2 separate regions of the Homo sapiens genome follow, and region 1 is linked to region 2. A link is a contact called in ENCODE Hi-C or POLR2A ChIA-PET data. All regions are on one chromosome and are shown on one strand. Each heading gives the region's core, a stretch centred on a gene start or an enhancer-like site at or near the end of the contact. The rest is flanking DNA. Distances are from core to core; before and after follow the strand shown.

Region 1 (4,887 bases), core at 636-3,135, 2.8 Mb after region 2:
TTCTAATTCTATCATTTGTTCTACATTTACTATCTTGTATTGCTCTGAAAGAAAAGATTTTGTCCTCCTTCATTTTTGGTGGCACTCCGAAGAAATTCAATGTGTTTCATCAATTATTGTCACCATTTTTTGGATGCTCATGTTGTCCCACATTTCTCCAGTAAAAAACCCATTCTTTAAGAGAATTTAGTGTTTTGTGGAGTACTTTATTATTGTAAGGACCATGCAGTGGTAAATCCTTACTGAATCACACGACATGTGAGAACAAATGACTTTATAACCAGTGAGAAATTCTGATGATTGGTACAACATATTTTCATAGTTAACAGGTTACACTAACTGAAAAATGTAAATAATTGGTAACAGAAAATTCTAACCGCCAATAAAAATTATTGGCAATTTATTTTTGAGTCATCTATTTACCTTTAAAATGGCATATCTATTCCTGGCTCCTGTATATGATGGCCGATGACTATAAATTGAAATATACCTGTAGCATACGTATGACTTAAACACTGCATACTACTGCACATTGCAGCGAACAGGATGGAGCTACTTGTGATCTAAAATTATCTAAACAATATACTTGGGAGCAAATCTCAATAGCATTCCATCTAACGAAAGCATCGCGATTTTATAACTATGACTTTTGGGAAGACCAAACGGAATACCCCAGCTGAAATGAGAAAAATCTGTATTAAGGAATTTTAGCTCCACCCAGGGCAATTATCCCCTTCCTTCCGTAACTGCCAATTTCCTCCCCAATCCCAAGAGCGCCTCTGCCCAGTTCCGCAGTCTCTGCTCCAAGTCTGTTTTTGATGATGCCCTTAGAAGCAGGGGCAGCGGCAAGCGGCGGAGATAGGGATTAAGTTCCTAACAGTCTTCTTCCCCTGACCTGGCAGATGGGGACGCTGCCCCTTAGAAGCCTTTTTCCCCGCAATACGGGACGCCGCAGAGGTGAAAGACCAAGAAGGTGGAGCAAACTTTTAGGGAGCGCCTCTTGGGCCCGCGTACCCTTCCGCCTGTTCCTCTCTGATTGGCCAGCGTGAGTCACGGACGCCCAATCGCGCGGTAGCGTCCGCCGTGCCGCTGGGCGACGGCGGCGCGCATGCCCACTCAGGGACCCACCCTGCGCCCCAGCCCTCTACAGCGCGGGCGAAGGGCATCGGCGGGGAAGCGGCTGTGGTTGCCAGATCTGGCAGTACAGAGCCAAGGTGGCAGGGCCGCGCTAGGACACGGATGGTCCCAGGGGGAGGGCAACAGGAAAAACAAGCACTGACACAACTGCCCCATTTCCCCATGTCCCCTAAAAGCAGGTTTTCTTGGGCTGACCAGGGCATTTTCACTGTGGTGTCCGACTGGGGCAACTCGATCTGCCCGCGGGGACTCAAAAAAGCTTGAGCTGCATTTTTTCTTTGCGTCCGGGCGGACCAAAAGGCGAGGTGAAGGGAACGAGTGTTTATAAGAAAGTAAACTTTTGTGCAGAATGGGCTGGGGACACCTCTGAGTTTTGCTGCCCGCAACGTGACCTTTTTAGCGCGGTCCTGGACGCGTTCCCTCGCAGCCAACCCGTCAGTCTCCTCAGGCCTTATCCTGCCCTCTCTGAGGTGGCCGCCTGTGGGCGCTGCAAACGCCACACTTTTGCTCTACGAAGAACCTCCTCGCGACTTTCCAAGGTGTGCAACTCAGAAAAGCGCCCCCCAAAACAAGTAAAAGCCTTCGGGGAAGAGGCAAAGTCCCTGAACCGTCCTGACTCCAGCCACCAGCCGGTGTTTGGTGGATCAGGTCCCGGAGCTCCGCAGCCTGGGAGCCCCACACCAGGCCGGCCCCTACGGCCGCTCAGAAAACGCGGCGAGCGGAACCCGCACGCGGAAGCGCCGGCCGCACTGAGCATGCCCAGTTGCAGAGCCGACCAGAGGAGTTTTTTCTTTTCTTTTCTTTTTTTTTTTTTAAGGGGGGGGGTCTCAAGTAGGAGGCCTCCCCATCACCCCCACCCCAGCCCCCCACCACCCCCGGCCTAAGCAGCTACCATGGCCCAGGTGGCCGGCGCGGCGTTGTCCCAGGCGGGTTGGTAAGTGGCGAGTCCCGCCGGCTGCCGGGCCGCGGGTGCGGGCCGGGGCCCCAGGGAGGTTGGGTTGGGGGCGGCGGGGTGCGTGTCGGGGTAGGCGGAGGCTGTCGTCCGCCCCCGGCCTCTCCCCGGGCCCTTCGGGCCGGCTCCGCCCCCGGCGCCACGCGGAGCCCTGCGAGTTCCCCTAGGTCCCCTGGAGGCGGCGGCGGCGGCGGCCTGGGCCCCGGGCGGCGGGCCTGGGCCCCGGGCGGCGGGCGGCGGGCCTGGGGAGAGGCCGGGGGCCGCGAGCCGGGCGGGTGGCGGCCCAGACCCCGGCCGACCGGAGCGCCGGGGAGGACCTGCAGCGCCGTCCGCGCGGCTTCTCCGGGGAGGGGGTGTTTCTGCAGCGGGATCGGGAGGCGAGGGCTGGGAACGAAGTGCGGCGGAGAGGGACGAACGCGGCCGGAGCCCGCGGGCCCATAGGAAGTTGAGGGCAGAGCAGAGCACAGCCCGCGCTGCGGCCGGAGCCGCCTCTTCTTACCCCTTATTTCAAAGTACAGTGTGGACCAGTGTGAATCTGCCTTCCGCGGCACACACACAACTTCTGGAGCTAAGAATGACCGCAATGTCAACTCGTGGGGGTGCTCGGTAGAACTTTTCTTGAAAGGATGGTGTTCTGATTTTAAGAGGCCTTTCGTGTCAAGATTTTCAGGATTTGAAAACAATACAAAATTATGCGAAATTAGGCAGTTTCTGGAATTGCGGCCATTACGGTTGTAATCATCCCGTTTAATTCAGTAACGCTTTTCCCAGGCTTGCACAGGCACATTCTGGGATGAAGGGTAGGAACGGGGATGAAAAAGATTTGCAACGGCTCTCTGCAATTACTGCTTTAGGAGAAAGAGTGAGGCATTAAAAGACCAAACAAAACCAGGGGGAATAGTGATAAACCGTACGTACAGAGGAACAGATGAGTGCACTGTGGAATGGGAGGGAGAGTTACTTTCCTAAAGTGGACTTGGAAAGATGGTAAGGAAAAGGCTTTCTAGCACAGAGCTGCTGGAGATGACACAGGGAAGCGCTTATTGTTTTGCAGAACCTACACAAGATCTATATGGTTCGTGAAAGATGTGGATTTGATTTTGTGAATAAAGTTTTTGATCAGTAGAGGGATATAATCACAACTGTGCTTTGAAGAAGCCCCTCCTGATTTTAAAGGCACTTGTGTTATTATACACCCCATTTTACAGGTGAGGAGACTGAGGCAAAGAGCTGTTAAGTAACTTTCCCAAAATGACATAGCTAGAAAGTGGTGGAGTTGAATGTTGAGCACAGAGGGCCTGGCTCTGGGCCTGGTTCCTTTAACGCTTATGCGTTATTGTTGTTACAGTTTTTTCGCAGAACAGCATGGGCGTAAAAGATTGTAGAGTTAAAAACACTGTCTTCAGTTTTGTTTCTGTTCAATAGGAATCTCTTCTTTCAGTTTTTTTACCCACAAGGGTGTCCTGAATAATCTTGGATCCCTCTTTCATTTGCCTTTCTCCCCATTTCTCATTAGGTTGAGCGTTGATCCTTCACACTAGTAATATTTTCATTTACAAACTCAGTATTTTACTGCTTTCCAACATGACCCCCCCTCCTTTGGAAAGATTAGTCTCATTTTTTAGGTCCCGAACACGTGTTGACTTTGTTTTCTCTGGCCTCTTATGCTTTTCCAGGGCAGGGAAGTGAGTCTTATTTTTCTCCTTATCTGGATTGTCAAGAAATGCACCAGATTGTAGGTTCTCTGTAAAGTCTAATACAGTTGACCTTGGAATGCCCCTGCCAGTCAGAATTCTCTGGGCAGGGCCTCTGCAGAAGCTTAGGTAGAGTCCCACCCTGCTTCGTTATATTGTTATAAATCTTCAGCAATGTTATATTGTAGCATTTGCTACTTTATATTGCAACTTAACTGTTTATGTTTCTCCCACCTGTCTGTGCTGCTTCTGTATGGCAGTGACTCATAAAGGCAGTAGTAATCTGCGGGGCTAAAAACACTATCTTTCTAGGAATTGTGAGTTTCATGTAATTCCTGCTAGGTCTCGAACAGACTAGGCATGAGGATCTCCTAGGCTTTCAGGTGGCTTCTACTAGGTCTTTAATTGGGGACTTACTATGTTAAAATTTAGAATCACAAAGGTTTAAAGGCAGAAAAGAGCACTGGAGGGAAAATTTCTGACTGAAGGGCTTTCACCAACTCATTTTAGTTCTTATATCCTGAGTTTGCTCTTACACTTGGGGTTCTCTGTTAACTGTCACTGACAAACCATTTTTCTTAGTATTCAAATCTATGTACTTAGTTACTTGTAGAAGCTAAAAAGAAGTAGATGCTAAAACATGGACACACTATTGTTAAATCTGTTCTATAGGCTTCACCTAAAATAGCAGATTAGGGAAATATTTAGTGCTGAAAAGTTTACAATTCTGAAAATGTGATCTTCAGGGGGGTACAGAAGATCTATGTAGACCAATCTGTTCAAGTTTACATTATTTTTAAGCGCAGTTTTTTTCCTTCTTAAGGTTTTAATCTTCATTAGAACCCCTATAAAAATCAGTATTTTAAAATATAACTTCAAAAGTAGCTACCTGGCGGACTTAAAATAATTTTTGTTCTTCAATGGCCAGTAGCACACAAACTATTAGATTTTGCTGATTTGAACTTGAATGTTCCAGGGCTTTCTACAGAGTAGTGATAATGTTTAAATAATGCACTAAATGGTACCTTGTAAAGCTTAATTATATGCATGGAATAACTTCACGGGGAGAAGAAATTTGACTCTGAATTTATCTAGATAACAATT
Region 2 (4,877 bases), core at 401-2,900:
AGGTGAATAGAGTCAGTCAGCAAGAGACGCTGGGGAGAGAGCAGGGATCGCGAGCCCGGCGGATGCGGCAGCGGCGGAAGGCGGCTGGGGAGACGCTACTCCAACTGTTGAATTGAATTTTCACCTTTCCTTTCATCCGCTGCTTTGCTTGCGGAGATGGATTTATTTGCTTTGAAATCCGCATATCTTTCTCAGACTGTGGGGTGATCCCGGCAGACACCAGACTGAAAGAGACCACCCGTGACAGAAAAGGAGGAATTAAAAAAAAAAAAAACCTCCACAACAGACTGCACAATTAACTGTACACATCGATGTTGGACTTTGTGAATAGAAAAAATTGAGAGGAAAATCTTGAACTATGATGCGAGGCTAAGCTGGGAACAATTACTGGAAACCTGATTTTGTTTTTCCTTTTCCAAGACTCTGAAAAATTTCGGGGTACCTCTCGCCTAACCAAGAGGAAAGGTTTAAAAAAAATAAACAAAATAAATAAACCAATACACCTAGCAAAGCAGACGCCTTGTTTTCCAGAACCTCGGACTCCGGCAGAAAGAGGTAGAGTAAAAGTGCTGCTAGATTCAGCTTCACCTTCTTCCCTCCATCCTTTTCTCTTGCATTTTCTTTTTCCCCAAAAACATGAATCTGGTTTTTCTTTCTATAGACTGAGTCAGAGAAAGCGTTAGGAAGAAGCCGCAACTAATGTCTGTGAAGGGAGGACCATGAGGCGAGAGTGAATACGATTCGTTCCGCTGCTTCTGACTCATCCGGCAGATCGGAACACCTGCATTTCTGGATGTGTCATTCCCGTATGTCGAGGCGCCTCCAGAACCCGAAATAATGTGTAGACAGACCTGTGTCTAACATCCCCTCGGAGGGAGCTCCCCGGGGTAGGAGCCCCTGGCTGGACCGCCGCGGCCGCAGCTCTGCACCCCCTGCCCTCCCTGAGTCGCCCAGAAAAACTGAAAGAGAGACTGCAGAATGCATCACGCCAAACCTTGATGTGTTGCTTTCATCCAGCCCACTCCTCCTACTATAAGAGAAAATTGAAGGAAAAAAAAAAACACGTACTTTATTTGCTTCAAATATTCATCACTTTTATTCCTCGCCAAGGTTTTCTTTTCTAGATGAAGAGGACTGGGAGGCAGGGCTATTGGAAGGAGATGCTGAATAGAAAGAAAAGAGGCACTTGACAGCCCAGCCCTGTGAATGCAGAGACTGTTTCCCTTCTAGCGAGAGACAGGGAGAGTGTGTGTGCAAGGACTGGGAGGGAGGCTCCCCCTTCCTTTTTATTCGGCCTCCCCCCTCCTCCTTTAAATGTGCACGTCCAACCATGAGTTGCCTGTTGATTTCCCTTCGCCTGGGAAGAAAAGCAAACTGGAATTAAACTGCTTGGAGAGAAGTCCTTGCTCGCGGGGAGAGGATGGGATGGTAGCGGAGGCTACTGGCTTGGCGTAGAGAAATCAGAGAGTGTGTTCTACGAACAGAGGCGAAGATTTATCTCTCTACTTCCCCCCTCCCAATAGACTCACACAGCAAATGCTGATCAGGCTGTGGCTTTCTTGATTTCGGGGGAGAGCCTTTTCCGAGGAAGAGAGGGAGGAGCCTGGTGGGGAGAGGAAACTACAAATCGGGACACTAGTTCTTTACGCTGCATTTCCTCCCCTCCCTTTGGCTGCTCGGAAAGGAGAGAGAGGAAAAAAAAAATACGCTTGGCTGGTAGATGCAGTCCGCCGCCGCCGCTGCCTCAGCCAGCAATGCAAGATTAGATCTCTAAATGCAGCAAAACACTGCCTGAAAACAGACCGGCCCGCGCAGCAAGCAGACATTTCACGGTGCGCTGGGGAAGCTTCAAAATATATCTGTGACTCTGTCTTCGTTGCTCTTCATCCCCATCAATTTCATCACGGGAGGCGAGCAGCAAGTAAGAATTTCACTTTCGGATCTGCCTAGAGACACACCTCCCTGCTCCCTCCCCCACTCGATGTGAAGAGTATTCCGGAGTCTCCGGGCGGGAGTAGATTTGCAGCACCCTAGCGGGAGCGAGGAAAACCTACTGATTCTTTAGCTCATTATCATCTCTCCCAGACGAGATTTCCTTCTTATCGCCTGCCTCATCGCTCAAGTTTGAGCCTCCCGAAGTCCGGGCGGGAGAGACGAAACCCCTGGCTCACCCCCAGCCGCAGGAAGCCACCGCCTTGCTCCAAGCCCCTGCAGCTCTGCTGCACCGCAGCTTCTCACCCAGTGCGGATGCTGTAGATCAACAGGTTCAGGGAACTTGAGCAGAATAAGGAGAGACCACCGGGTGCCGCAGCTCGGGTGCAGAGGGAAAAAAGGACCCATAGACTTGTGGCTCGCGTCGCGCGCGCACGCTGCGCCAGGGCCCCAGGCTGGCGCGCACTCCCTCTCTGGCTCCTCCAGTCCGATTGCTCCTGCCCCCACCTTACAGGTCTGGGATGTACCTTTCCATCTGTTGCTGCTTTCTTCTATGGGCCCCTGCCCTCACTCTCAAGAACCTCAACTACTCCGTGCCGGAGGAGCAAGGGGCCGGCACGGTGATCGGGAACATCGGCAGGGATGCTCGACTGCAGCCTGGGCTTCCGCCTGCAGAGCGCGGCGGCGGAGGGCGCAGCAAGTCGGGTAGCTACCGGGTGCTGGAGAACTCCGCACCGCACCTGCTGGACGTGGACGCAGACAGCGGGCTCCTCTACACCAAGCAGCGCATCGACCGCGAGTCCCTGTGCCGCCACAATGCCAAGTGCCAGCTGTCCCTCGAGGTGTTCGCCAACGACAAGGAGATCTGCATGATCAAGGTAGAGATCCAGGACATCAACGACAACGCGCCCTCCTTCTCCTCGGACCAGATCGAAATGGACATCTCGGAGAACGCTGCTCCGGGCACCCGCTTCCCCCTCACCAGCGCACATGACCCCGACGCCGGCGAGAATGGGCTCCGCACCTACCTGCTCACGCGCGACGATCACGGCCTCTTTGGACTGGACGTTAAGTCCCGCGGCGACGGCACCAAGTTCCCAGAACTGGTCATCCAGAAGGCTCTGGACCGCGAGCAACAGAATCACCATACGCTCGTGCTGACTGCCCTGGACGGTGGCGAGCCTCCACGTTCCGCCACCGTACAGATCAACGTGAAGGTGATTGACTCCAACGACAACAGCCCGGTCTTCGAGGCGCCATCCTACTTGGTGGAACTGCCCGAGAACGCTCCGCTGGGTACAGTGGTCATCGATCTGAACGCCACCGACGCCGATGAAGGTCCCAATGGTGAAGTGCTCTACTCTTTCAGCAGCTACGTGCCTGACCGCGTGCGGGAGCTCTTCTCCATCGACCCCAAGACCGGCCTAATCCGTGTGAAGGGCAATCTGGACTATGAGGAAAACGGGATGCTGGAGATTGACGTGCAGGCCCGAGACCTGGGGCCTAACCCTATCCCAGCCCACTGCAAAGTCACGGTCAAGCTCATCGACCGCAACGACAATGCGCCGTCCATCGGTTTCGTCTCCGTGCGCCAGGGGGCGCTGAGCGAGGCCGCCCCTCCCGGCACCGTCATCGCCCTGGTGCGGGTCACTGACCGGGACTCTGGCAAGAACGGACAGCTGCAGTGTCGGGTCCTAGGCGGAGGAGGGACGGGCGGCGGCGGGGGCCTGGGCGGGCCCGGGGGTTCCGTCCCCTTCAAGCTTGAGGAGAACTACGACAACTTCTACACGGTGGTGACTGACCGCCCGCTGGACCGCGAGACACAAGACGAGTACAACGTGACCATCGTGGCGCGGGACGGGGGCTCTCCTCCCCTCAACTCCACCAAGTCGTTCGCGATCAAGATTCTAGACGAGAACGACAACCCGCCTCGGTTCACCAAAGGGCTCTACGTGCTTCAGGTGCACGAGAACAACATCCCGGGAGAGTACCTGGGCTCTGTGCTCGCCCAGGATCCCGACCTGGGCCAGAACGGCACCGTATCCTACTCTATCCTGCCCTCGCACATCGGCGACGTGTCTATCTACACCTATGTGTCTGTGAATCCCACGAACGGGGCCATCTACGCCCTGCGCTCCTTTAACTTCGAGCAGACCAAGGCTTTTGAGTTCAAGGTGCTTGCTAAGGACTCGGGGGCGCCCGCGCACTTGGAGAGCAACGCCACGGTGAGGGTGACAGTGCTAGACGTGAATGACAACGCGCCAGTGATCGTGCTCCCCACGCTGCAGAACGACACCGCGGAGCTGCAGGTGCCGCGCAACGCTGGCCTGGGCTATCTGGTGAGCACTGTGCGCGCCCTAGACAGCGACTTCGGCGAGAGCGGGCGTCTCACCTACGAGATCGTGGACGGCAACGACGACCACCTGTTTGAGATCGACCCGTCCAGCGGCGAGATCCGCACGCTGCACCCTTTCTGGGAGGACGTGACGCCCGTGGTGGAGCTGGTGGTGAAGGTGACCGACCACGGCAAGCCTACCCTGTCCGCAGTGGCCAAGCTCATCATCCGCTCGGTGAGCGGATCCCTTCCCGAGGGGGTACCACGGGTGAATGGCGAGCAGCACCACTGGGACATGTCGCTGCCGCTCATCGTGACTCTGAGCACTATCTCCATCATCCTCCTAGCGGCCATGATCACCATCGCCGTCAAGTGCAAGCGCGAGAACAAGGAGATCCGCACTTACAACTGCCGCATCGCCGAGTACAGCCACCCGCAGCTGGGTGGGGGCAAGGGCAAGAAGAAGAAGATCAACAAAAATGATATCATGCTGGTGCAGAGCGAAGTGGAGGAGAGGAACGCCATGAACGTCATGAACGTGGTGAGCAGCCCCTCCCTGGCCACCTCCCCCATGTACTTCGACTACCAGACCCGCCTGCCCCTCAGCTCG

The links. A loop is a pair of places that touch in the nucleus more often than their neighbours do. ChIA-PET counts read pairs that join two places held with the same protein, here RNA polymerase II (POLR2A). Pooled maps may share reads with other maps.
Region 1: a loop to region 2 is called in a map of endothelial cell of umbilical vein, with 9 times the contacts of the local background. The contact joins the promoter of TDRD3 here to the promoter of PCDH17 in region 2. A Hi-C loop is called at or near these places in 6 of 168 maps with a recorded cell type or tissue (cardiac septum, dorsolateral prefrontal cortex, endothelial cell of umbilical vein and 3 more) and 14 of 50 pooled maps. POLR2A ChIA-PET finds 5 or more read pairs at or near these places in 1 of 52 experiments (B cell).

The regions. Positions count from the first base shown.
Region 1 is chr13:60,395,335-60,400,221 of GRCh38, forward strand. TDRD3 (tudor domain containing 3) reads left to right here and starts at 1,886. Exons shown (of 14, transcript NM_001146070.2): 1 at 1,886-2,071. The coding sequence starts at 2,031. RefSeq lists enhancers at 808-877, 1,208-1,537, 1,246-1,758, 1,608-1,807, 2,688-2,737 and a silencer at 1,948-2,517.
Region 2 is chr13:57,630,094-57,634,970 of GRCh38, forward strand. It overlaps PCDH17 (protocadherin 17), which reads left to right and starts at 1,651. Exons shown (of 4, transcript NM_001040429.3): 1 at 1,651-4,877. The coding sequence starts at 2,454. RefSeq lists enhancers at 1-199, 2,158-2,837.